2 separate regions of the Mus musculus genome follow, and region 2 is linked to region 1. The links are chromatin loops, found by intact Hi-C in ENCODE. Cell type or tissue: left cerebral cortex. All regions are shown on one strand. Each heading gives the region's core, and the rest is flanking DNA. Links, peaks and the distances in the headings are about the cores only. Region 1 holds the start of Gm38712 (a long non-coding RNA gene). Region 2 has its middle 23 kb from the start of Kcna10.

Region 1 (12,149 bases), core at 2,765-10,764:
TGGAAACTGTTCTCCACAGTCTCCTCCACTGAAGGAGGGTCTCTTCTGCCCTGGGCAAAGCTTAAGCACTAGGAGTCCTCTGAGTCTGCCTACAGGTGACATGCTTGCTCCAACAAGGCCACACATCCTAAAAGTGCCACTTCCCATGGGCCAAGCATATTCAAACCACCACAAGGCTTATTAGTTAAAAGGTAAATACATGTGTGTTGTGTGTGTGTCTGTCTGTGTGTGTGTGTGTGTGTGTGTGTGTGTGTGTGTGTGTGTGTGTCTGTGTGGTTTTGAAAACTATTGCCAAATTGCCACTCAAGGAAGATAAACCAATTAACCAGTTAAATCCCATTTAACAGTCTAAGAGCTATTGCTTGTTTTCTGTATGGTTTGACTTTTCGCATAATTTGTCTCCACTGAGCCTGAGGTTATGTGTCCCTTCCTTGTACAGCACTGCTGCTACTGCTGAGTCTGTTCAATGTCTTCAGGTTGGTTTTTGGTTTTTTTAACTTTTTTTAAAACGTACCTTGGAGAAAGTGTCCTTATTTCGGCAGAATAGCCAGACAATGACTCAGAAGCTGGGCCTGGCACTGTATTGACTAATTTCCTCATTACTATGCTGTGAAAGAGTATCTCCCAAAAGCAAGTTGGAAAAGGAAGTAGTTCACTGGACTCATCATTTGAAAGGATACAGTCTGCTAAGATGGGGAAGTCATTGAGATGAGTGTGAAGCAGCTGGCTCCATCACCCCCAAGATCAGGAACCAAAAGAGATGACTCCTGGTGCTCATCTCTGGAAGGTGGGATGGTGCAGGGCACATTCTGGGTGTGTACTCCTTCTTGGTTAAACCTCTCTGGAAGCACTCTTACTGTCACGCCCAAAGGCGTAACCCATAAGTAACTTCTCTTCCAGTCAAGGTGATGATGACTTTCAGCCTTTGAAACCTTGAGTCAGATTTCCACTAACAGTGGATCAGGATTGGGACAGAATGTCCAAAGTACATGAGGGTTTCAAGTCTTCAGCTTTCGCTTTCCACCAGGCCCTCAAGGGATGTAGGAACACAGCCTCCTGATCAGCCACGTATGTGTGGAAGGAATATTTACTCCTTCTGAGGCTCTCTTTATTTCCAGATTCCTGTCAGTCTGCTGAATAATCCATTGGTTCAGCTCCCCACCAACAGCCTCACAACAACAGGCTGGCAGGGCTGAGGTCCATCTATTTTGTATCAAGTTTGCTCCGTGGACTGAAAACTGTACTGGAGTGAGATGTTTGTCCTCGTCTCCAAACCAAGGCAATGTCCTCTGAGGGAACCCATAGCCCTACTGACTCACCTGAGCTTGGAGGGGAGGAAAAAGTCCTGAGCAAGGGAATACCACAAACTCCCACATTCTTACCAGACGTGCAAAAGTTTTTCATGAACAGTCTCAATGGACTATTTGTATCTGATCAATTTCAAGAGGCCTTACATGACCGATTGGTTGTTTTGTTGTATTTTGTTTTTTATTTGGTTGGTGTTTGTTTCTACAATGTGATCTAACCTCACAGTTTTTAGAGGGCTCTTCAAACCACTGTTCTCTGAGCTTGCTAGGAGTCCTAGCCACTGTTGCTTTCGATGGAGTTGTAATCAGGCTGCCCACACGATCTTTACGCCACAGCCCCCCACATTTTATGGAGGCAATGCTGGAGGACTGAAGTTAAATTTAACCCTAAGACCCATGCCTTAGGAAAACATTTAAAATATTAGTTAATAAGCCATTGTTTGTACAGCCAAGGAGCAGACCTAACAAGATTGAGCAAGTCAGACACCCAAGCCAGTATCTGAACCCGAGTCCCTCAAGACTGAACGCCCAAAGGGACAGTAATGAATGCTTTCATGATTTTTTAGAATGTTAAAAGCCTGAGAGGAAAAGTTACACCTTTACTTTTGATAAGGCTTCCCAGACAAAATAGAATGTTGAGTGGCTTTACCGTGGGCTGAATTCTCACACATTAGTGAGGCATATACAGCCTTTCACACTGGCCAGAAGCTATGTTGGCTGTTTTAGATGTTCACATGGCTAGCAGTACATGGCCACACTCTTCATTGCATAACAAAAAAAACAGTTTGGCAGGCAAAAAGATTTGTCACATAGAATACCCTGGGTACTCGGTAGGAGGCTATTTTAAAATGAGCTTCGAGACTGAGAATGAAAAGGCATGAGCTGTATGTGGGACTGAGGATCTCCAAGACTGACTCTTTCCACTTGGTTCAGTACCTTGAGTTAACCCTGCTCATTTGCCACCCCAATCATTCCAAGACCTGCAGCTCAGATCCACATCTCACAATTGATGCTCTGCCCCAATGTCCCATCCCATCCTCACCTCTTACCATCCTTTCTGTCCAATGAAGGACTTTCCATGGCTGGCTGCCCCTGAGAAAGGGTGAAAAAGTCAGGCCTCAGTGGGACAAAGTACAGGTAGAGACTGGGGGAGGGGGCGTTCATGCAGGGGAGGGGCAGGAGGTAATGAGGTCTGAGCTTTTTGCATCTGTAATAATTAGACAAACTCAGGACCTCTGAGCTGATCCTTAATACATTGCTCAGTGCTGAGAGCCTGCAAGGCTGGTCTGCATGCACAGGGACCACAGGGAAGGGAAAGATGAGGAGGGTCTAGGAGAGACATGGATGTGTGAGGTCAGGAGCAGAGGAGCCAGACGTGTCAAGTTTGCTTGGAGGCTAAGGCTGATAGGTGCTCCCATCCCTGGTTACACCTCAAGTTAGTGCCTGGTCTCCTCCCCCCACCCCCCTCCGTCTTGCTCTCTTCCTCCCTCTCTGAAGCTCACATAGCTGACAGCAGTTCACATAGCTGACAGCAGTTTTTGCTATGTACAAGGGACAGCAACTCCTTGGTTAGGTCCAAGTAATCTTAGGAAGGCTGAGGATGTTGTTCCGGGAAAGCCCAGAGCTTCACTAAAACTTCAGTTTCTAGATTCTGTATTTTTAGAATAGAGAAGGGGGAGAGTGTCATAAGAGATGTGACCTCAGGTGACTGGAGGTGCTGGGGTTTGGGGCTCGATAGATAGGTGGGAAAACTCTTTTTAAACTCTCAAAATCTCACCTTCTCCTTTAAATAAAACTAAATCCCCCCAAGATATTGCTTGAGGAGTGTGTGTGTGTGTGTGTGTGTGTGTGTGTGTGTGTGTGTGTGTGTGTGTGTGTGTGCAGGGGGGAGGGGCAGTGCAGCTGGCTCAGAAACTCAGGCCTGCAGCTAGCAGTTGCCTCTCTCCAGGTGCGTGGGTGTTAGGAAGGCTTCAGGGACCGCAGGTTGCCACAGCCTCATCTGCAGCAGTCTTCAGCGCTATGGAGTGTGGCTTCCTCTGGTGCCTGGTGGTCGCACATCCTGGCGCCTTGGTATGCCTGAGGTGCTGTGCATTTCTCGGAGGAAGGGGTGCATGCTTTTGCAGATGAACTGTTAAGGGCAGTAGGAGCAAGATTTCATACCCGAAGGTAGAAGCACTGGCCGGGTTCCTACTGCATGAAGATTAACACATGCTTCCTCCGTGCCAACCACAGGGCTAATGGGTAATATGGAAGCAATGTGATGTGCAAGCGAAGAACCCTTAAAAAGGTGGAGTCTTAAAACTGAGGTCAAGGCCCTCTGGGCGCTGGGGACAGCCAGTGCTGCCATCTCTGTGCTTTCTGAGTTTGAGGACCAACACGGAGGCAGCTGGCCCGAGCAGAATGAGCACAGGGAGGGTGGTTGCAAATGAGGTCAGAAAGGTATACAGGGACAGATGGTAGAGAGCCTTTTAGGCCACAGAGGACGTTGGCTGTTTCTGAGGGTGAGAACAACCACTGAGTTTTGAACAAAGTCATAACAACACCTGACTTGTTTTTTCATCTCCTTTGCTTCTGCAAGGGGTCGGGGTGGGGGTGGGGGAGGGAGGTGGCGCACATAAAAGATTACAGTGTGTGATCATGGACTTGATTCTTTGAAGGGGATTAGACATCCAGCTCAGGTGGATTAGTCAAAGGCTACATCCTGGGGTTTGGGCCTGAGCAATTAAGAAATGATGCTACCAAGAGAGATGGGGGAGGTTGGAGGTGTAAAAAGCAAATGAGAATTTGCCAAGCCTGGACTGTCTGTGAGTACTGATGCTAAGTCGCCCAAAGAGGGTTCTCCACCCGCTTGGCCTAGCCTGTGGGCTTGCTGGTTGCTTGCTTGTTTGCTTGCTTTGGTTTTGGTTTACTCTAGACAAATATCTTTCTTTGTAGCCTTAGCTAACCTGGAACTCGCTGTGTAAATCAGACTATCCTCAAACTTGTGGTGATCTTCCTGCCTCTGTCTCCTCACTGCTGGGATTACAGGAATGGGTCATCAAGCCTGGGCCCTGTATTGATTTATTGTATTATTCTCTTATAAATCTCCCTGCCTTTTCTCATCTGAGGGTGTGGCCTTCCTTGCCTCCCCACCCCCACCCCCACGTCAACAAAGCAGCAGATCCAGATTAAAAGAACAGACAGAGTCAGTAAGTTTTTCAGGCCACACCAAGCTAAAAGGCAAAGGCGAAGAAAGTTGGGCTTCTAGACTCCTCAAATTAGAAGAAAGTCTTTTTCCACACTATAATGGCCAGCCTCCATGTAGCACGGGAAGGATCCAGCAACAACAGTATGTGGTCCAGTGAGCCCTGCCTGTAAGCAGTCAAGACCCTACCTTGCAGTGCAGGTATCCTCACAGGTGAGCAAGCCCCTTTAGGAGGGTCAGCATCCTATCTTTTCTTCCCATCCGCATCTTCCAGCTCCAGTGTCTTTCCATATCCCAGACCTATCCACAAGCACGCACCTGGAACTCACTTCTGGATAGCGGCTCTCATCTTCAGAGCACAGTCACCTCTGCCACACAGAAAGGACAGGAAGGCGGGTGCTTTGAATGAAAATCGTACAAAACCTTTGTCAGATTTATTTAAAGTACTGGTTTTAACTCTGCAGATGCTGCTGATAAATTATTTATTCTTTCTGAGGTAAAAGCCCTGACCCCAGTGCAGGACAAGCACTGACCCCGAGCAGGGACACAGTGGTGGTCCAACCTTCCATATTCTTTACTGGGATGGCAGGAAGGACAGCCCTTTTCTCCCTTCCCTCCCCCCATGATGTGAGCATTCTGAAGAATTCTAGTGGCACCTTCAAACCTCCTTACTCTGTCTACACCATCATCCAGGGGGTCTTATTCTCCCCTTGATTTCAAATGTCCATAGATCTGAAGCCTCCATCCCGAGGGTCTCAGCTTCCCTCTGAGCATCGAGACAGATGCTCAGACGGGCAATTTATGGGAGCTATTACTATGACCTCACAAACTCCTGCCTACCACAGCTTCCCTCTGTGGGGACTCTGCCTTTCCCAGTAGCTTCTAATTGGCATTCTCTACCTTTGTGTCTCTGCTCTCTTCCCTTCTAATCTTCCTTTACTTGAACAAGTGGCTTGAGTCCACACACTTATCTCTCATCGGGAAGCAACTTCCTTCCAACTAATTTTCAGATCCACTCATTATACTACATTTCCATTACAAATATAGCATGTATCTTTCTGAAGTTATCTTCAGTTGCAGTTGTCTTTCTGAAACAAGGGTTAGATTCAGTCTGTCATCTCCCATCCCAAACTCTTGATAGTTCACTATTCCCCTAGATACAATAAATCCAGACTGCACATGACTTTCCTTTCATCAGTCTTCCTCTGGTATCCCCTCTTGGAACACTATGATCTTCATGGTGTAGTCTCCATTCTTGCAGCAGAATGCACAACTCCTGAGAACAAAGAGGCCTGTTTCTGTGCTCTGTCTGGTTTCCCTTACTCTGGAATCCACTCATCCATGTAAGTGCTTACTCTGAAGATATGAACTGAGCCCCCAGAGTGCTTCATCCCATGGAATGGATTTCCAATAAAAGGAGAATAAGACAATTAAAAGTACATACCCAGCAAATTGATAGACAAAGATGCAACATATGAAGAGGCATATAGTATAATAGGGGGCAGAATAATGAGAGATGCTTGATATAGATTATTCTAGAGAACCTTTCTTCTGGTTGGACAGGAAGGAAGGAAGGAAGGAAGAAAGGGAGGGAGGGAGGGAGGGAGGGAGGGAGGGAGGGAGGGAGGGAGGGAGGGAGGGAGGGAGAAAGATGCAGATATACCTCCAAATGCCCAAACCCCACCCAGACACAGTAGGAGCATCTGCAGTTCTCATCTACTCAGAGGCTTAAACCCAGGAGGGGAGGCATTACTTTGAGCCTACATTTTTTTGAGGCCATCTTAGGCAACTTAGTAGATCTCGACTTTAAAAAAAAATAAACAATCAAACTTGCCCAAACCTCCCAAGTGCCCGTCCTCTGTGAAGGCTTTCTTTCTCAAATGCACTTTTCTATTTGGCTGATGAGCTTAAGCCAACTCTCAGCCTTGGGTCAGAGCAGGGTCTGGACACTTTGCTTCTTCATCCATCCCTTAGGATCTACAAATTCAACTAATATGCATGTGCCAGGCTCTGTGTCTCTCACAGAGGTGGGCCCAGTGCCCTGGGGAGTCAACCAGATCAAGGCTCATCCCTTCCTTCAACCCCTTGGTCCCCCATCTATATGGCCATTGGCAAGTCACCTTAGCTCACTAAGCTTTGGTGTCAGTGAGTCTAATGAGAATAAAAACAGTACCAAGCTCTGTGAGGTCACTGTCCTTCTCACACATGCCTGGAAAGAAGAGCTACACTTTGACCCTTATTCCATGCCACCTCTCTTCTTTCTGCTCCAGCTTTGGGTCCTACTTTTATTAGAGAAAGAACCTGTGCTTATGTCTAGAAAGCTTACCGATCTTGAAGAGGGTATGGCTGAGAGAGAAGTGATTGTCCATCTCTATCCAGTGCTGTGGCTCTACTCTCTCATCTTCATCTGACTGCACTGACCTGGGAGCCGTGAGTGTGTTCCAGCTGCACTAGGACAAGTCCACCTGTCAGGTTCATACTCAGTCCTGACATAGAAACCCAGGGAGATTTGCAAATCTGTGAGCTAGAGTTCAGAGAAGAGAGGAAACCTTTCAGAGTATGAACAACCTTTACAACTTAGCTCTGACTAGGTTCAGAGACTCCTGGGAACTCCTACACCATATCCCCAATTGAGGTTGTTTTCAGTTTTGTTGATTTGTGTTGTTTGTTTGTTTGTTTGTTGTTTGTTTGTTTGTTTGTCTGTTTTTCTGGACCTTTCTTTTCCTCTTCGGCCAACCTAGCTGCACCTCTTCTACATGGCCACTAGGTGGTGCTGTAGGATGACCCTTGAATAACAGACGACCAGTAGGCAGTCCAATTCTCTTGGTTGGAAACGTGCAGAAATGGGAAACTACAGGCTCTCTACTAGGTGCCTTCCCACCTCTGCCTCTCTTCCTACCTGATCACTGTGCCTCCAGACCCTCTCCCTCTCTCTCATCATCTTCCCTTCACTTTTCACTCGCATCTCTGCTCTCCACCACAAGAAAATTGGCCAAGATAGCTCAGGCACTTCCTTAATCCTCTAATTTTCCCACTCCCTGCTTCAAAGACTGGGTCAGAGAGGCTGAGTCTCTCTGAGCTCTTGATCTGAGCTCCCTGAATAAGCTCTGCTCTCTCTCCACTCCATACAAGGTTTCCTCCCATTATCTGATACTTCTGTCCTCAGTCTTCACCCAGAAATCGACAAATTTAAAATAGCAATCGGGCTCCTGCTCTGACCTGAAAGATTCCATTCGATGTCTCTGTCTACCCAGTGAGAAGTGTGAGCCCACTCTCTCCCACGAGGTCTCAGGACTGTAGACTCCTTGTGTTCTGCTGGTGTTGGCACTGCTTGGACTCAGAACATCATTGTAATGCACCAAGCATCAGATTGGCACTGTTTGAAATTCTTGAAGTACTTGTGTTTGAAGTGACCTGGCATCTCCTGACTCCTCCTTGCATTCTAAACAGGCAAAGAGAGAGATGTTGTCCTGGAGCTCAGAGAGACCTGAGCCAAGCCACACTCTGTCACTTACTAGAATCAAGTGACCTTGACCTCTCTGAAAATCAATGTCTCTTGACTCTCTGCATAAAGAATAGTTGAACTAAGGATGCTAAGGATGAAGGGAAGGCTGTTCGTTACTTACTTGAGGCTCCCATTCCATAACTAAATGAAGCCAATGCAATTGTCTTAGAACAAAAAGAGATCATACGTGCATCCAACATCCACATCCTACAAATATGTAAAGTGGGGCCTAAAAAGGGAAAAATAACTTTGTCCATGCCTCATGGTCCTTGGTTACCTAGGGAGTAGGCAGATCAGGGTCATCACATGATTTTAAGTGGTTTCTTCTGTACCTGCTATGTTCTCCATCTCCACCATCAGAGAGGAAAAGAGAAAGACCCAAGGTCAGAGTTGCAGCCAGGCACAGATCAGCCAAGGTAGAACCTGGACACTAAGGGCCAGTATGTGCTGGGTCGAACTAATGGAAGTGTGCCTACCTCTGAGCCAGTTGGATCACATCTGAGTCAAGGTGTTTCCATCTGGGACAATTGTGTGGGTGCGCTTGGAAGCTAGAGATATCTCTGAGAATGGCCAGGTTGGTGCAGGACAAGAGAAGATGACGAAGCCAGGATATGCTACAGAGTCCATCGGTCTGCTGGAATGCACCAGGTCACAATGCAGAGAAGCCACTCTTAAGTTAGACCAGACAGCAGAATATAAGGAAGAGACATAGCCTTGCCTGTCTAGGAGAGGATAGTATGAAATGTAAACGGGACATCTCAAAACCTGATATAATAGGTTCATGTCCCAGACATAGAGTCAGTGGATAGAGAATCAGAGAGAGGGCCTGAGAGACACAGCACTAAGTGAGTATTAGAAGTCGCTGAGTGGCAGAGAGGGTGTTATGGTCTGGCTGGGGAACTGCTAAAGCCAAAGCAGGAAGACTTACAAGTTCTAGATGCTCCCATTGCCCATCACTGAAATGGACGTTCATACATATATAGCAAGCGGCAGAGGTAGAAAGGAATGGACCCCAAGCCTATCTCATCTCAGACCTTAGCCTTATACATCTAAATTAAGCCACTGGAACCTTCAAGCCAGTTTAGTCATGCCCATACAGACTTCTACAGAGAGGGACATGGAGGACAGAGGGCCTTGTTTGCCTTTTAGGAAATGCTGGTTGAGCACAGCAATAGGGAGTCAAAGAGGATATAAAGACTTGCACAGGAGGAAGGTGACTACTGACACTTTAAAGAGAGGAGGGCAGAAGGGCCCTAGTATGAAGGCAGAGGACCAAAATATGTTTGGGAAGGTGTAACCATGCCCACTGGTGGCTGAATTGGGCCACACGGGGAGAAGTGGGGGAAAGCATGCACAGATGCCAAGGCCACGTGATTGGCTGAATGTAGAGGATGTCTCCATGAAAGAGAAAGTGTGGATCGCATCATGACTCCCAGATGTCCAGATTAGACAGCTGGGGAAGTGGCAGTCTTTCTCAGCACAGGGAACAGGACATCAAAGTAGGCCTGGAAAGTGAAGCCCATGCAAGTCCTGAACAGATGGCAGATGTCCCAGGGAGCTTGTCATGAGTGTGGCAACAAAAAATGGCTTGGCTGCTTGGAGCCTAGGCTCGCAGGGCAGTCAAGTGACCTGTGGTCCACAGTTTATCCTGCTCCACCTGGCCTCCCCATCAGTGAAGCCCTTATAGGTGTGAACAGCTGGAAAACCATCCTGGCCACACTGAGAACTATCAAGGAGCCACTAGATGGCATGAACTGTCTAAGGGACACAGGGTGCCAACCTCAGAAAGAGCCTTGAGTGAGAAAAAACAAGGGACAGTAGTGAATTTATCTGGGGCATTGTGCTTGCAGGCAGCTCCCAGAGGTGGTCTGAGAGTCCTCAAAGTATCCCATAACCACTTGGCGTAGCCCTTTGACTCCCATTTCCCATAGAGGATGGTAATACTATGTCTATGTTACACTTGTGTCTCCATGGGACAGACTCTACTCAGTGGTTTATCCCCCAGCCTCACCATGACAGCACATGACTGAGGAAACTGAGTCTCAGCTAAATCACAGCAGGCTAAGATAAGGCCCTAGACCTGCTGCGCTGTTGTGCTTCAACCACTGTGCTGTTTGGTTCACAGGTACATGAGGGAGCCCAGCCCAGAGCAGCCCAGCCTTAGGCAGAAACACATGCTCACACTCTGCAGCCAGTCTTGGATTGGATTAACATTTGAAGTTCAGAGGAACAGGGGACACAGAAGACAACTTGGACTAGGATCCAAGACTCCACCCAGGACCCCCTTAGAAGCAGCTGCAGTTAATCTAGAGGATTGCTACTTCCTACAGAAACCTACCCTGACTTCTCCAGTAAGCAACAGACTTCTGATGTCAGTAGGGGCAGCACTCTACTCTCAAAGATATTCTCCAGTGTCTGATACACACCCACAAAGCATCAAAGCAGCAGCAGCAGCAACCATAATGAAGCTCACAGTAGACTCATTCCACTTCTAAGTCCATTCACCAATGGACTTTACCAACTCCATTCATAAGCTCCTTGATCCTTTGGAAGTCTACGCACTGACTGCGGATGTTAGCTTCAGTCCTTCTGCCCTCTCTTCTCTCTCTACAGCCAGTTAGCAAGGAGGCGGGGCTTCAGAGAATGCAGTACTTATTTCACAAATGAACTCCTGAGAAGGAAGGTCATGTGAATATCCCATGGTCCACAGAGCTCTTCAAACTGAGACTGGAAACATGTTGTCTGTGCCTCTCTTTTCACATGGCTGAGCAGTGCACAGCCCAAAGCTGTGCAAATATGAGCGGCATTCACCGAACTGTTCTGTGAGCAGAGGACTGGAGTCTGGAAGCTCAGACCATAGTTTCTAGTCCCCAAGTCAACATATGGCAAGTTAACTATTAACCTAAAAGCAATCTTCCTGTCAAGTCTGAGTCTCTCCTCTGGGTAGGAGGATTCGCACTCAGGGTTTTTAAGTTCTGACAGCCTGAATCCACATTCTGAACCCAGAGCCTGGTATCCCATTGGCAGGCTGACATGGCAACTTATGGATTCACACAACCTTGAGACTGGCCCCAACCATACCGTTTACCAGCTAACTTAGCCTACTCAGTGTATGATCCTCTCTGAGCTTAAGCATCTTTCTCCGTGAGTGAAATAGTCACATCTTTCCCTAAGCCTGACGGTAGGCATCAAATACCCACAGTGCACCTCTGCCCTGCCTGCCAGTGGCCTAGAAGAGCTGGACCAACACACGGCAAGCACGGGAGCACCAAAAAGAGGTACTGGTCATACCAGGAAGATGATACAAGCAAAACAAATTATGGGGTATTTCTGGGTCCCTAAATAATGGTGAGAGGAACTGAGAACTTCTCCCTCGGGAGGGGATGCACAGAGGATTACAAATCTTTTTTTCTTTGGGGAAGTTTTAGGACTTTATTGTTGTATGTTCTGTATAATAAATTGAATCTCTTAGAATGTAGAATTTGATAAGCATGAGTGTGCACCTGCAAAACCAACAACACACTCAACATAATAAACATAACCATTGCCCCGCCCCCAAAGAAATCCCCTGGCAATCCATCTCCCATGCCCTCCCAGGACTTCCAGCCATGCAGCTGCTGACTGGCTTCCTGTCTTTGAAGATTACGGTGCTTTGAATCTTCCAGCATGGTAGATAAATGTAGCTGCATGGTGACTCTGACACTCGGTGTGATTACTCAATAATTGCCTACATAAACTCTTCTTTTAATGAGTATAATTACTTGCCACTCCTAACAGTGGTCACCACAACGTTTCCCTAAAGTCAAGGCCTGGGTCCCATGCAGGAAACCAGACAAACGGGAAAGGAAAGGTCTGGGTGGGCCTGGGGTGTTTCACCAAGGAAAAGGAACACAGGTCGCTCTGGGTTTTCTTTTGGAACCAAAACTAAGAACTGCAGACCCAAAAGAGGAACTATCAAATCAAAGCCTTTCTGGCTTAACTTACCGGTGGAACTAGTTAGCTCTCCACTCCCTTAGGTTAGCCCGTCCCACAGTGAGGGGGCTTTGCTTTCCTTTTTGACAGATCAGGAGATTAAAGCTCAAGGATTTGGGAGTTCAGGTTCTCACAGCTAACAATTGTCTATGCTGGGAACTGGATCCATGTTCTCTTTCCT
Region 2 (12,149 bases), core at 1,975-9,974, 66 kb after region 1:
TGAAGTCTTTGCTGGGCATCTCTGTCCACTGAAACCTGTGAAATATTTACAGCCAGCCAAGCAGGGGAAGCAAGGGGAACTGGGGCATGAATTATTGACAGCTTCACTCTCATCTTGGCCCAGGCTGCTTGGCCAAGCCGAGGCCCAGGGGAGACTCAAGGCAATCTGTGGGCATTAAGCAGTGTTCTTGAGGAAGCTGGAGACAGAGACTCCTGACTATCAGTAGGCCAGAGTGAGCCTTGTACCCCACTTCTCTTTGGGGTACCCAGGATCAGTCAAGTGAAATTAGAGTAATTATTAAGGAGCCTAGTTGCCCGAAGCCCTCCTGTCCAAGCCCAACCAAGCCATCCCTTCTTCCCCAGCTGCCTCCTAAGTGGCCCAAAGAATTGGCAGCTAAAATGTCACTAAACTCCTGCAAGCTGCTCAGTGGCCTGTCATTACAGAAGCCAGCTGCCCTCACTGAGCTCATTCAAGACATCAGATCTGGTCCTGTAGGGTGCCAGAACTAGTCGCCTGACCCCTAGACCATCCCCCCGAAAGATGGTTGGTTGAATATCGCCCTTTCTAGGCCAAAAGCAGAGGACTACAGAAGATGCTGACACTTCCCCCAAACCTCCACACCACCCTCCAGGAAAAACCCTAGGGAGCTCTCTCCTCTTCAGCTAGCTTCACTAGCTTCTGCCGAGGAGAGAGGCATTGGCTGCACCACGGACAAGCAAGGCTAGGTGAAGAATCAGAGGATTCAAGTCTGAGTTAGAGTACACCTTGCCCGCCACGGCCCTGGGCCTCAGTTTCCTCCTCTGAAGCTGGAAGACATCTGCAGGAGAGTTCAATCATGACTCAACCAAGACCTGTTATCTTCACAACCCAGCTTTTCCCACCCACCCCCGCCCTAGCTGAAGCTGGAGCATCAACCCTCCCAGGAACTGACAATTCGACAGCCAAGGTGGCAGGCCACCCAGTCGTGTGACTCGGCCCCAAGACCAGAAGCTTTTTATATTTTCACATTTGTCCTTCCAGGACATGTGGTGCTAGACTCACCCTCCCTCCCTGCTTCCCAAGCTATACTTGACAGCCCAGTCCTGAGCCTAAGGAAAGAGCCAAGATGGGGAGGCTGGTAAGGTAGCTCCTGACCCATCATAGGGTGGCAATGGAGCTGCAAGCCCCGCCTAGCCACACCCTCGTGATGGTCTGTCTGGAGGCATCAGGGACTCTACAAAGAGAACTAGAAAATGGACAGAATTCTCCCTATGCACTTCCCAGAAGCCCACCTCCTCTAGTGCATTGGTCAGAACTCCTGCTGCTATAGCAGGGAGCCTGCCCCACAGGCAGAAGGTCTAGCTACTTCTCACTTACTTTCCACCTCCCTCCTCTGGCTCACAGTGAACAGGAGGAGAAAGGGGCTGTGTTAGTGGGTTAAGTGTGTTGGGGAAAACAGGACAGAGAATCAAGCACTGCAAATGAGTAGTATAAAATGACCCTTTTGGCTGAACTCCATTTCTTAGGGAGGATGCTACTTTTGGAACTGAGAGAATTCTTTCTTGTGCAGAGCTGTCCTTCATTACAAGACTCCAGAACATGTCTCCTTCCTGGACATGGGTCCAATATAAAGCATTGTCCTTTCAAGGTAGAATTACAGCCCCCCCCCCCAGACTTTTTGTGGTCTCTAGGGAAACAGTACTGCCCCATCCAGAACCAACAGCAAGGGTTCTGTAGAGCAAGGACCAAGCTTCTATCTTCCTCTCTTAACCAATTCCCTCTGCCATGGCACTAGAGCATCCCTATCATTGACTTCAGTAGGGAATGCCCTCCACTAGCTCATGGCTGAAAACATGCTTATCTGGTAAGACTATTTTGGGATGCTAGTTCTGGAAACTTTAGGAGGTGGGGTTTCACTAGCAGAAGTAGATCTGAGGGGATGTAGCTCTGAAGGTTACTCCTCTCTCAGTGTCCTCCTTGCTCCCTGATTCCCGTCCACCAGAAAAGAAAAGCCCCTTTCTTCACACTCTGTTATGTTCTGACTCACAGTGACCAAGAAACAGAGGTCCAAATGACTGTGAACCAAACTCTCTAAAACCATGACCCAAAATAAAAATGTCCTCTTTTAACTTGATTATGTCGAGAATTTCATCACAGTGGTGGGGGACAATTGACTAGTGTGGTCCCTTGCTGACAGACCCCAGCTCTCTCACCAAAGTGGCTGTCAACAAACTATTTCTGCCTATCAACTACCTGCTTGCTTATCACACCAACATTCAGATACAAGATCTCTCTGGAGGCGGGACTTCCTGAAATGAAGCATAGACCTGCACATGTTCTCGGGGGGGGGGGGGGGGTTGGTGAGAGCCTCGATAGCCTCTTACAAGGTCACTGTCTCTGGCCCCAATTCTTTCCTTGGGGAACTTTCTATCAGTCCTCTTAAGACCCAGATACCGTAGCTTCTGGTTCCCTGTCTCCAGCAAAGTCCATCCACCCACTGCCCACCTCTCCCTGATTCAGCACACAGCATTTGTCATGACCTTGGGGATGTGTCAGAGTGAGTAATGACCAAGCACCTTCCCTGCAGACACACTCCCTGCAGGTGGGGACCTGCAGGGGCAGCACTTCCTTAGTCTCCTCTAAGCAAGATCACAGCGGCTGGCTGCAAGGGCTGCAGGTGTCTCCTCCTCAGTTCATCCCTGATTGGTTTGGCATCAGTGAAATTTTAGTCCTTTTCTTCTCACCCGTCATCCTGTCCTATTTGCAAACCCTGGCATTAGTCCACAGTTTGTTAACCATCTATCCATCTTCCATCTATCCATCTTCCATCTATCCATCTGTCTGCCCAACCAACCATCTACCTATATCAACTCATGAACTCAATATTCAGTAATTATTAAACAACTAGGTGCCACAACTGACCATTGTCAGTGAACCACTCCTAAGTATCCCTGATTAAATATCCTTTAAAGGAGTGTATTTTTTAACTATTCCACCAGAAGTATAACGCCTCCATTCGTTTTACATATTTTTACTGATTATCTACTCTGTCAGGCCCTGTGCTAGAAGGCATGGGTATCAAGAAAGGATGTGTTATCTGCTTACCAAGGAAAAGGAAGCAAGCCATTAAAGTAAAGCATAGTTCTATCTGAGGATGGTGAAGTGCACATTATGTCAAAGGACCGAGTAACAGTAACTAGCATTGGAGTGGAGCTCAGCAGGTGTAAATGTATGTGTGTAATGTATGAACAGTACTCTGCACTTTTCTGAGAACTGTTTATTCATTAACTCATTATCTCAGCAAAGTGGCACATATTCCAAGGATGGGAGGAGAGTTGTGCCTGAACTGGGTCTGAGACAAACAAGAGCAAGTCAGATAGAGGGACAGTTTAAGTACAGGTAGGGTGGTATGCCGATTTGAATAAAAATGGCTCCCATAGGCTCATAGGTTTGAATGCTTAGTTACCAGGGAGTTAAATTCTTTGAAGGGATTAGATGGGTTGGACAGCATGGCCTTTTTGGAGAAAGTGTGTCATTGAGGATGGGCTTTGAGGTTCAAACCCTCATACTAGTCTACTATCTATCTATCTACCTATCTATCTCTCCCTCTCCCCCTCTCTTTCTCTCTCTCCCTCCTCCCTCCCTCCTTCCCTCCAGATCAGAATATAGAACTCTCAGCTAATTCTCTAGTGCCGTGTCTGCCTGTGTGCTGCCATGCTCCCCACCTCCATGATGATAATGGACTAAGCCTCTGAAACTATAAGCCAGCCCCTAATTAAATGTTCTCTTTTAGAAGGGTTGCCTCAGTCATGGTGTCTCTTCACAGCAATAGAACAGTAACTGGGGAAGTTGGTCACAAGGATGCATAAAGAACACAAAGGAGGGAGGCCTAAAAAGGAGGCTGAAGAAATGTTGCCTTCAACCTTTTCCAAAACCTTGCCACCACTATGAAAGAACAACTGAACTTATTATTTGGTCTTGGTTGGGTGGTAGAGGGTTAGTTCACCCCCAGTCTACTGAGGATTAGGAAAAAGCCTCTGCATTCTAAAATGCACCCTCTAATATCATATAAACAGATAGGAAAGAAAAGGAGATGAATTGTCCTGCCCTAGAAGTTTCCAAGAAGTCAGCATTGATCATAGAGCCTGGTCATTAGTATTAGACATCATGAGAGTCCTTCCAAGTGGAGTGGGGTGTTCACCGAACAGGCCAACTTGCAGGGTGGACACCTCATGCTCACAGCTGCTGACAGCTCTTGGCTGCTGACCACTTACAACTATTTCCTTCTACAAGTACTGCCTACCCCAGAAGACACGGGCATCTATGAAAGACACTCCCATTCAACGACAAATTGATGGACAGACATGATGCCCTTGCTCCTCAACCTGAAGTAGGAACCTCTCAGAAGAGCCATCCTTCTCAGAGTCCTCTATAGGGACAGTTGGAACCCCAACTTTGGCACAGAATGGCATTCTGTCCCCCTGAATCTTGCTGTCATTGTATTGGACACCCTGTCCAATAAACATCCTGCATGAAAATCTTTGTTTCAGGAAACTGGCCTGTGGTGATGAGCCACATTAATCACATTAATTGAAGTCTGTAAGTTGTATGTGCCTCTGTCATCAGATACGTGAGCCCTGCCTCTACAATAAAGTGAGAGCAGAGAATCTCCAAGGTCAAAGTCCTCCCTCATCAGTCTCCTTTGTGCCCTCTGCTTGGCAACCATTTGATTGCCCACAAAAATGACCAGTGCAGAATTCATGGCAGTTCAATAACTCAGCAGGAACTGTACCCACCTACTTCTAGTCTTGTATTTCTGTCAAAGACCTACGGGCACCATCCCTCTAGACTTCCTGGGGAGCACAGCTACCATTATCTCTATTTTAAAGGTATGTTTGTGGTTCAATTGCAGATACTTGTCTAGCATGTACAAGGGTCTGTGTGTGTGTGTGTGTGTGTGTGTGTGTGTGTGTGTGTGTGTGTGTGTGTGTGTGCATTGTACCACTGTATAAGTGAAAATCCTACCATCAAAGAGGTGAAGAACCTTGCCCGAGGACAACTCAAGTCTCCTCAGTCCTAGTCCATCGCTCCTTCTGTCACACTTTGCAGAGAGGGGACAGCCATGCGTGGTGCGTGGGAACTAAGGAATCTGGTCTGCAGTTGAGCATCATCACGCTCCTGGCAGGCTATATGGCCCTCGCCCACCCAGGGGGCTGAATGATACTGGCAGGCAGTTGCGGGGGCATTCCAACTGCCATTCTTTTCCCAGATGGCCATGTACAAAGAGCTCTTTCAATAGACATAGTCACCAGGGAGGGCCTAGGGAGCCACAGCTACAGGAAAGACCTGCAGAGTCCTCTAAAGACAATGCCAAAGACTAGGCCCATCTGCTGGAAACAGAGATGTAACCAAACACACAGCACTTCCTTGTACCACTCGGCAAAGTCTTGTCCCTCGTGGCCTCACTTAAACCCTGGTGAGGGCACCAAGGGCCCACAGACCCATAAGCTACAATAAGGTAGGACATGAGGTAAAGAGAATGCTCCCTGAGGACCATTCTCTGGCAATAGATGGATGGTTTATTGGCTCTGGTTGGTGGAGAAGCCCTGTGAGAGCTCAAGGCGTCCTCTGCTGCAGTGAGGTGCATTAGCGGCTCCAAGGCCAGCAGTGGCCATGACTGAAGGAGTCTCACTTTCTTTTGGTAGACTTTGGGACTGGAAAGATGTTGGCATTGATATCAAGAGTACAAAACAAGAACAGCTCTGACCCTGTGTCAGGTTCTGCCCCCAAACTTTCTATTTAGAGCCTTGTAGCACCCCCATGAGGCAGGTAAGATCACTACATGCTTTGTACAGCAGCAGAGACCACGATGCAGAATAACCTATCAAGATGCCCAGCTAAATAGGAATTCAAAGACTTGCTGCCTTCATGTTTAATATCCTTGCTGCAAGACCCTCCAAGAGTTTGGGGTATTCTTGCTCTAAAATGAAATCGCTAACCCACTTTCCTGGCCCCCACCACCCCCTGCATGCAGGCTTTGATGATGGCTTCAGGAGTGCTTCAGGCAGCAAAAGCTCTGGTTTGAAGGCTCTGGTTGGGCTAGTCTCCGCGGCCCGATACAGACTGGGAAGGAAAAATGGCAGCAGATCCCAGGCAAATCTCTGCAGTTCCCTCGAGGGAGGGGCGTAGTGGTCGGAACCCTGGGGCCAGGGCGCACAGCCAGGCTTATTGCACTCGGCACCAGCCACCCACTGCCACCCGATCTTTCTCAACAAGATAAAAACTGCAGCATGCTCTAAGCGCCCAGCTTCGGACTGCAGGGAGGAATCTGAGAGAGGGCGCGGGGGCGGCCACCGAACAGCTTGCTCTGCAAGCCGCATTTGTACCCGCCCAGTGACCTCTGCTGGCCAGGCTAGCCCTGTGCATATGGAAATGGCCTCCTGGGAGGCAACAGCTCTGCAGGGACTGGCTCTTCTACCACAGGGGAGTTCATGTCTTCAGAAGACAAGAATCCCTTAAACTTTGTCCCCAGCTGGACCTGCCTGGTTACCTTCAAAAAGTGGGAAGAACGCAGAGCCCCCATCGAGCTGCTAAGATACACAGGCTGAGCCAAGAGAGGTGGAATTCTGTCTGTCCGTACTGCCCAAGGTTCTGTGTGCACCCATTTGCAAAATGAAGCCTCAGACCAGGGTCATTTAAGAACTGAATGTAGTGAGGTGTTACGGTTCAGATAGACTCACAAGAATCATGGTTCCACCCCATCCGCACAAAGAAAGACTCCGCGCACTGGATTGCTTCCTACTGGCCCTCTCTGAGACTAACCTACCCTCCGTGGGAACTGGGATAGATTAAGTCTCCCCTCTAGGTGTGGCTCTCCTGTAATATAGAGCCTGCTAGTTTCCAAGATCCTATTCCATCTGAATTGCCTGAGGATCTCGTCTGACAGAGTCCTAACAACCTCCTCCTCCTCCTCCTCCTCCTCCTCCTCCTCCTCCTCCTCCTCCTCCTCCTCCTCCTCCCAGGACTTCTATTCAGGTGTTCACTGGGAAATCTGAAATGGGCATTTTTTTAACCCTTACCCCAATTCACCTCATGACCGACAGAGTTTAAGAATGACTTTGCTACTCCAAGACCCTCTAACTTTAGTTCTGTTGAAGAAAAGGCCTGAATTGATTGGCTGAGATTGGGGTGGGGGGGGTTCCAACCTGGAAAATCTGCCTTCTCTGGGGACAGTTCAGAATTTTCTCTGTCTCCACTTCTAGTTGGCAGGCACCCTCAGTGACCTTCAAAGAATCCACTCCCCTTGCCATCTTTATCAAGAGAACCTGCTTTTGTTGAGGGTGTCCCTTACTGAGAGAATATGGTGTAATCCTAACTCATACAAGTTATTAACACATGAATCATACTGTGAGCTGGTTTTGGCCAAGAAACTGAAGAGAAACTGAACAGGGTGCTGAAAAGGATTACTTTAAATGGTGCTCATATACTCATGACTGTATGTGATGTCCGGAACTTCAGCAGCCACCTCTTGCCTGTGAGGAGACAATTTGACACCCAAATCTCTGAGCAAAGTAGGAAGCAGGGAAGGACCCATTTCTTTTGTTACATTATGGAGCTGTTAAATTAGCCAACCTTGGAGATAAGTCTTCTTCCAGAGGTTGAGTTTTGTGTTACAGTAGAAAATATTTTCAAATACACTCCGCATCTCCAAAACCCTTGCACTGTGAGCTGCTGGAGTTTCTGCAGGTAAGAAGCACCCATCCTTCCGTGAATCCACTCTATCCCAGGCTCTGCCGATGGTGTCCTCTGAGTGCTTCACTCATCCTTCTATATCTACCCTGACACCACAACAGTGGGAGATGTTGCATTTACCTCTTTCCTGGTCCCCATTTATTCCCCTTCCTCTTTCCCACCATGGCTCACCCCATGAGATATTCTCCCTCCTGCTTCAGACCATTGAATGACTTTCTGGTTTTCTTAGATAAAACCCCATGTGTTCCCCCTACACACACAGAGAGACACACCACACACACACACACACACACACACACACACATACACCACACACACACACACACCACACACACACACACCACACATACACAGACACACACACCACACAGACACACACACCACACACATACACACACACATACCACATAGACACACACACACCACACCACACACACACACACACACACACACACATCCTATACTTTCTTCCTCTTCCCCACCCCTGCTGTTTTTCTGGTTCTGCATGCTGCTTCCTCCCACTCTATCCTCTATCCTACTGGCCTCCTCAGCACTTCCTGAGCTCCACTGAGACTCTCCTAACCAAGAGGTCCTCTCTACTTTCTCCAGCCTGAGTCCTCCCCATGCCCTGACCATCCTTACAGCCTGACTCCTCCCCATGCCCTGACCGTCCTTACTCCCAGCCCCCGTCTTTCTCAAACACTGACAAAGAACCGCCTACCCTGGACCAAAGCCCCATATTCCTTGTGAATCTTTCTCTCATCCTGATGAGCTATGGCTTTAAAATACCCACCAAAGCCCACAGTTACCCATTTGTAAGATCATTTGGTCAGTTCCTGTCATCTTGACTAGAATATGAACTTCACACGTAAGGATTCTTGCTCCTGACAGGAAGTTAACCCTAGAACCTCACATGTGAAAAAGAAAGAAAGAAAAAAAGAAAGAAAGAAAAGAAAAAAGTACATGCTCTGTCACTGTCGGGTAAATGAATAAACACACACAAGCACACACACACATACACAAACACACACACACTCCCTTTCGGGGAAGGGAGGTAGGAGATAGGATCTGGCCGGATAGCCCAAGATGTCCTGAAACTGGAACTGACTAGCTGGATCTGGCCTCCAGGTCTTCCTACCTCTGTCTAAGCCTAGGCTTACAGGTGTGTTCCACTACATCCAGCCCATTTAAAAGCTGCTGTTTCAAGAAAGGGCCCAGAGCTAACCAGGCCATGGGTCTCAGCCTCACAAAGCTCCTGTCTGGTTAATTTGTTCAGTGTTTCCCTCCCGCTCACCGTTCCTGACCCAGTTCCCCATCTGTTCTCTGGGCACTAAGAACAAGACAGACAACAGTGACAGGAGGGACATCATGGGGCCCTATCCCTCTTGGGAGCCACCTGGGGCCTTCCTGAAGCTTCAGCCTATCCAGTCAAAAAAGTGTCCAACCAGTGATGGCCAGGGGTAGATAGCTCTGGATGGCCCTTCTCACCAGTCAGCCAAAGCAGGAAGGTACCATGAAAATCTCAATGTACAGTGGAGGCCTTGTAATTGTCTGTTTCCCCCAGGGTAACCTGCCTCCACAGAAGCAGGTACTTTGGGGAGGATAATAAGGAGAAATTCAAGGTCCATCTCAAAAAATAAAAATGCTAAGGCTGACCCTCAGCTCTCTCCCTTGGGACCTCCTGACTCCTCTCTAAGGAGACCAAGCTCCATGGCCAGCGTTAGAGAAACCGGAATCCCTACAGTAGAGGTGAGGACTGACAAGGAGTCCAGGGAGTGGATCACAGACTGAAGACAGATGCACAGACAGCTGTCTCTTCCCAGTTCCCAAGAAGGAGTTGAAGACACAGCTGAGAGAGGCCTCTGAAACGCTTCCCACAATGGAGCACAATTTTCCAGCTGGGCACAAGTTCCCAGGCTGGCTGGACACTACTGCCTGAGCTTCTGTGGCCAGTGTGCCCTCTTTTGCCTTGTTTCTTCACCTCAGATACCCCAGCATAGATGCCCCCATCAGAGGAGCTTCCTGCAAGTAGAGAGGTCTGAAAATACTCGCCTGTTTCTGAGCTTGGGTGGCTGATCTCAGCCAGGTGAGCTGCTGGCGACAGCCAGCTGGGAAAGAAGAGTATGGAAGAGGGGGGCTCTAAATGTGCTCTCTCTATCTCCACCCTCCTCCCCTCCCTTCCGATCCCTCTTCCCTTCTGCTTGCTTCTCCCTCCTCCTCTACTTTCCTTTCTTCCCCCCTCCCTTACTCTCTCCCTCTCCCCTTTCTATGCAGAAAGTCTTTCTACCCTTAAACTAGGACAAGAATGTTTTCCAAAACCCTAAAACATTCTTATTAAGGAAATTCACTCGAAAGAAGATACTCATCTTCATTTCTTTAAAATGCAATGTAGATGAAATTTACATCACCAGCCTACCCTCTACTCCCCTCAGGAGAGCGAGGTGCTTATTACCAGACCTATATGGCCCTGGTTCATAGCAGGCAGTAGGATCAGCATGGGCAAGGACAGACCCAAATTTACAGACTCTCATCTGGCTCCTGAACCTTGTTCTGTGTTGTGCACCCTGCTTGGCAAGTGAGATTACACAGAGAAAGTGCCTTTGAGATCAAAATAACAACACCTCCTCCAACAGCCCGAGGCTGCTCCCTTTCCCCTTGCCCAGGCTGAACCTCAGCTAACCCACACAGCTCTTCACCACAGCACAGTTGTCAGAGTCCGTTAAAAGGGGACTGCACTTGAAGCACAAGGGATCCTGTGTCCTTGTGAGCAGAAGGAACAGAAAATGACTCAGAAAGTGTCTGCTTTTTTTCCCAATGAGAGTAACAAGGAGGTTAGAGTCATGGATATTAATTTTCTTGGATTACTTTCATAGTCTGATAAAAATGATAAAATGTCTCCTTTAAAATGTACATTCACAAAAAAAAATAAAATAAAATAAAATAAAACATACATGCAGCAACATCAGTGAGGCCATTGAACTTAGCTAGTAACCCTATACCACAGGATCAATCCACTCTCAGACTCATCCAAGAGGGACCATAACCTGAGCCTTATGCCTTTGAGGGCTTAGCTCTGTTCCCTCTGCCAGGCCCCTTGTGGGGTAAGGGACTGCTCACACCTGTACCGCTCTGCAGAGCCATGGGACCCAATTCCAGGGCCTACAAGTGCTCTTCACCTGATTCATCTTCTGAAGGGTAGGTCCTACCATGATGCTTAACACCAGACTTATACATGCCATCTGTTGGCATGGAGACTTTAGAGTCCACACTGTGCATAAGGACCCTGCAAGAGACAGAAAAATACAAAGATGCCCCATCCTGATCCCCAAAACCTATGAATACATTATTTTATGCAGCAAAGGAGAATTTAGACATGATTGCTTTAAACATCATGAAATCGAGAGATTGCTCTGTATTATCCAATATGCACAACATAATTTAAAAAGTCTTCCTAAAGACTATTCCTAAAGGAGAGGATTGAAAGCTAGGGATCAGGAGATGCGCCATTGTTGGATTGGAAGGTGAAGGCTAACAGAAGCAGCTTCTAGGAGCTATAAATGGTGCCCTGGAGCCTCCAGAAGTAACACAGTGCAGGGTACCAGGCATGGGGGAATAAAGGGAGTGGGAGAACACCCAAGTCCCTCCAGAGTTCCGGTGCTTTAGGCAGGCGGACACGGGAGGACTGTCACAAGCTTTCCACATGGCCCCAGGTGGGTGTCTGGCTGTGGGAAACCACAGAATCCCAGCCCTCCGGAGGGTCGCAAGGGACAATCCAAGGTCTCTTGACCTCACAGAGGCCAGAGATAACAGGTTCTCAGTCTTGGGCATCCCAGACACAGCTGGACACCTTGGAAGAGCTGAGAACAAAGTGGGGGCCCCAGGGGCTGCTCGAAGGGAGGAGAGGGCAGGAGAGAGGGGACGCTGGGTGGTTCCCACATGGGTGAGAGAGTCTTTGGTCCTGTCCATGGCTGGAGCACAGGAAGGCCTTCCAGTGGGAGGTTAGATGCAGCTCTTTAGGGGAAAGCCTATCCCATTGTTCAAGTACAGTGGGCCTTGATGACCAGAGACAGTCTATGGTTTTAGAGCTTTATTGTAGAAAGGCAAGGAGAAAGAGAGAAGGTAGAAAGAAAGAGAGAGGCCAGCCATGGCCACATAGAGAAAGGGGGGAAGGGAGAGCTAGGAATGAGAATAAGAAAGGTGAGCGCTTAAGGAAAGTGAGGAGTCAAGCAGCTCCTTTTATAGCGGGCTGGGCTACCTTGCCAGGTAACTGTGAGGAGGAGCATACCTGGCTATAGTCAGGTAACTGTGGGGGAGGAGTTTAGCCAGAATGCCAGGATCTTGGGGCTTTATCTGCATGACTTATAGTCATGGGATTATGGAGCTGGCTGCTCTGTGGTGTCAGGTACCTGTCTCTGGGA

The links. Peaks named below come from ENCODE experiments on the same cell type or tissue, not always from the same donor. Only the 100,000 strongest peaks of a DNase experiment are listed, where the experiment ranks them.
Region 2: it touches region 1 in a loop (4-fold over the local background); 12 of 42 quality-filtered maps call a loop at or near these places.

Annotation. Positions count from the first base shown.
Region 1 is chr3:107,086,930-107,099,078 of GRCm38, forward strand. Gm38712 (a long non-coding RNA gene) reads right to left here and starts at 5,970. Exons shown (of 4, transcript XR_003954542.1): 1 at 5,936-5,970; 2 at 4,681-4,890. It also overlaps a transcript of Kcna2 not described here. In left cerebral cortex, for the core only: CTCF peaks have their summits at 7,253 (motif pointing right) and 9,730 (motif pointing right); DNase peaks (open chromatin) are centred at 3,264, 7,286, 7,801, 9,356 and 1 more place; H3K27ac peaks cover 201 bases.
Region 2 is chr3:107,153,867-107,166,015 of GRCm38, forward strand. No RefSeq gene overlaps it. Among named protein-coding and RNA genes, the nearest start is that of Kcna10, 23 kb to the right of the region's middle. In left cerebral cortex, for the core only: CTCF peaks have their summits at 5,789 and 6,385 (motif pointing left); DNase peaks (open chromatin) are centred at 5,194, 5,812, 6,311, 7,551 and 2 more places; H3K4me3 peaks cover 489 bases.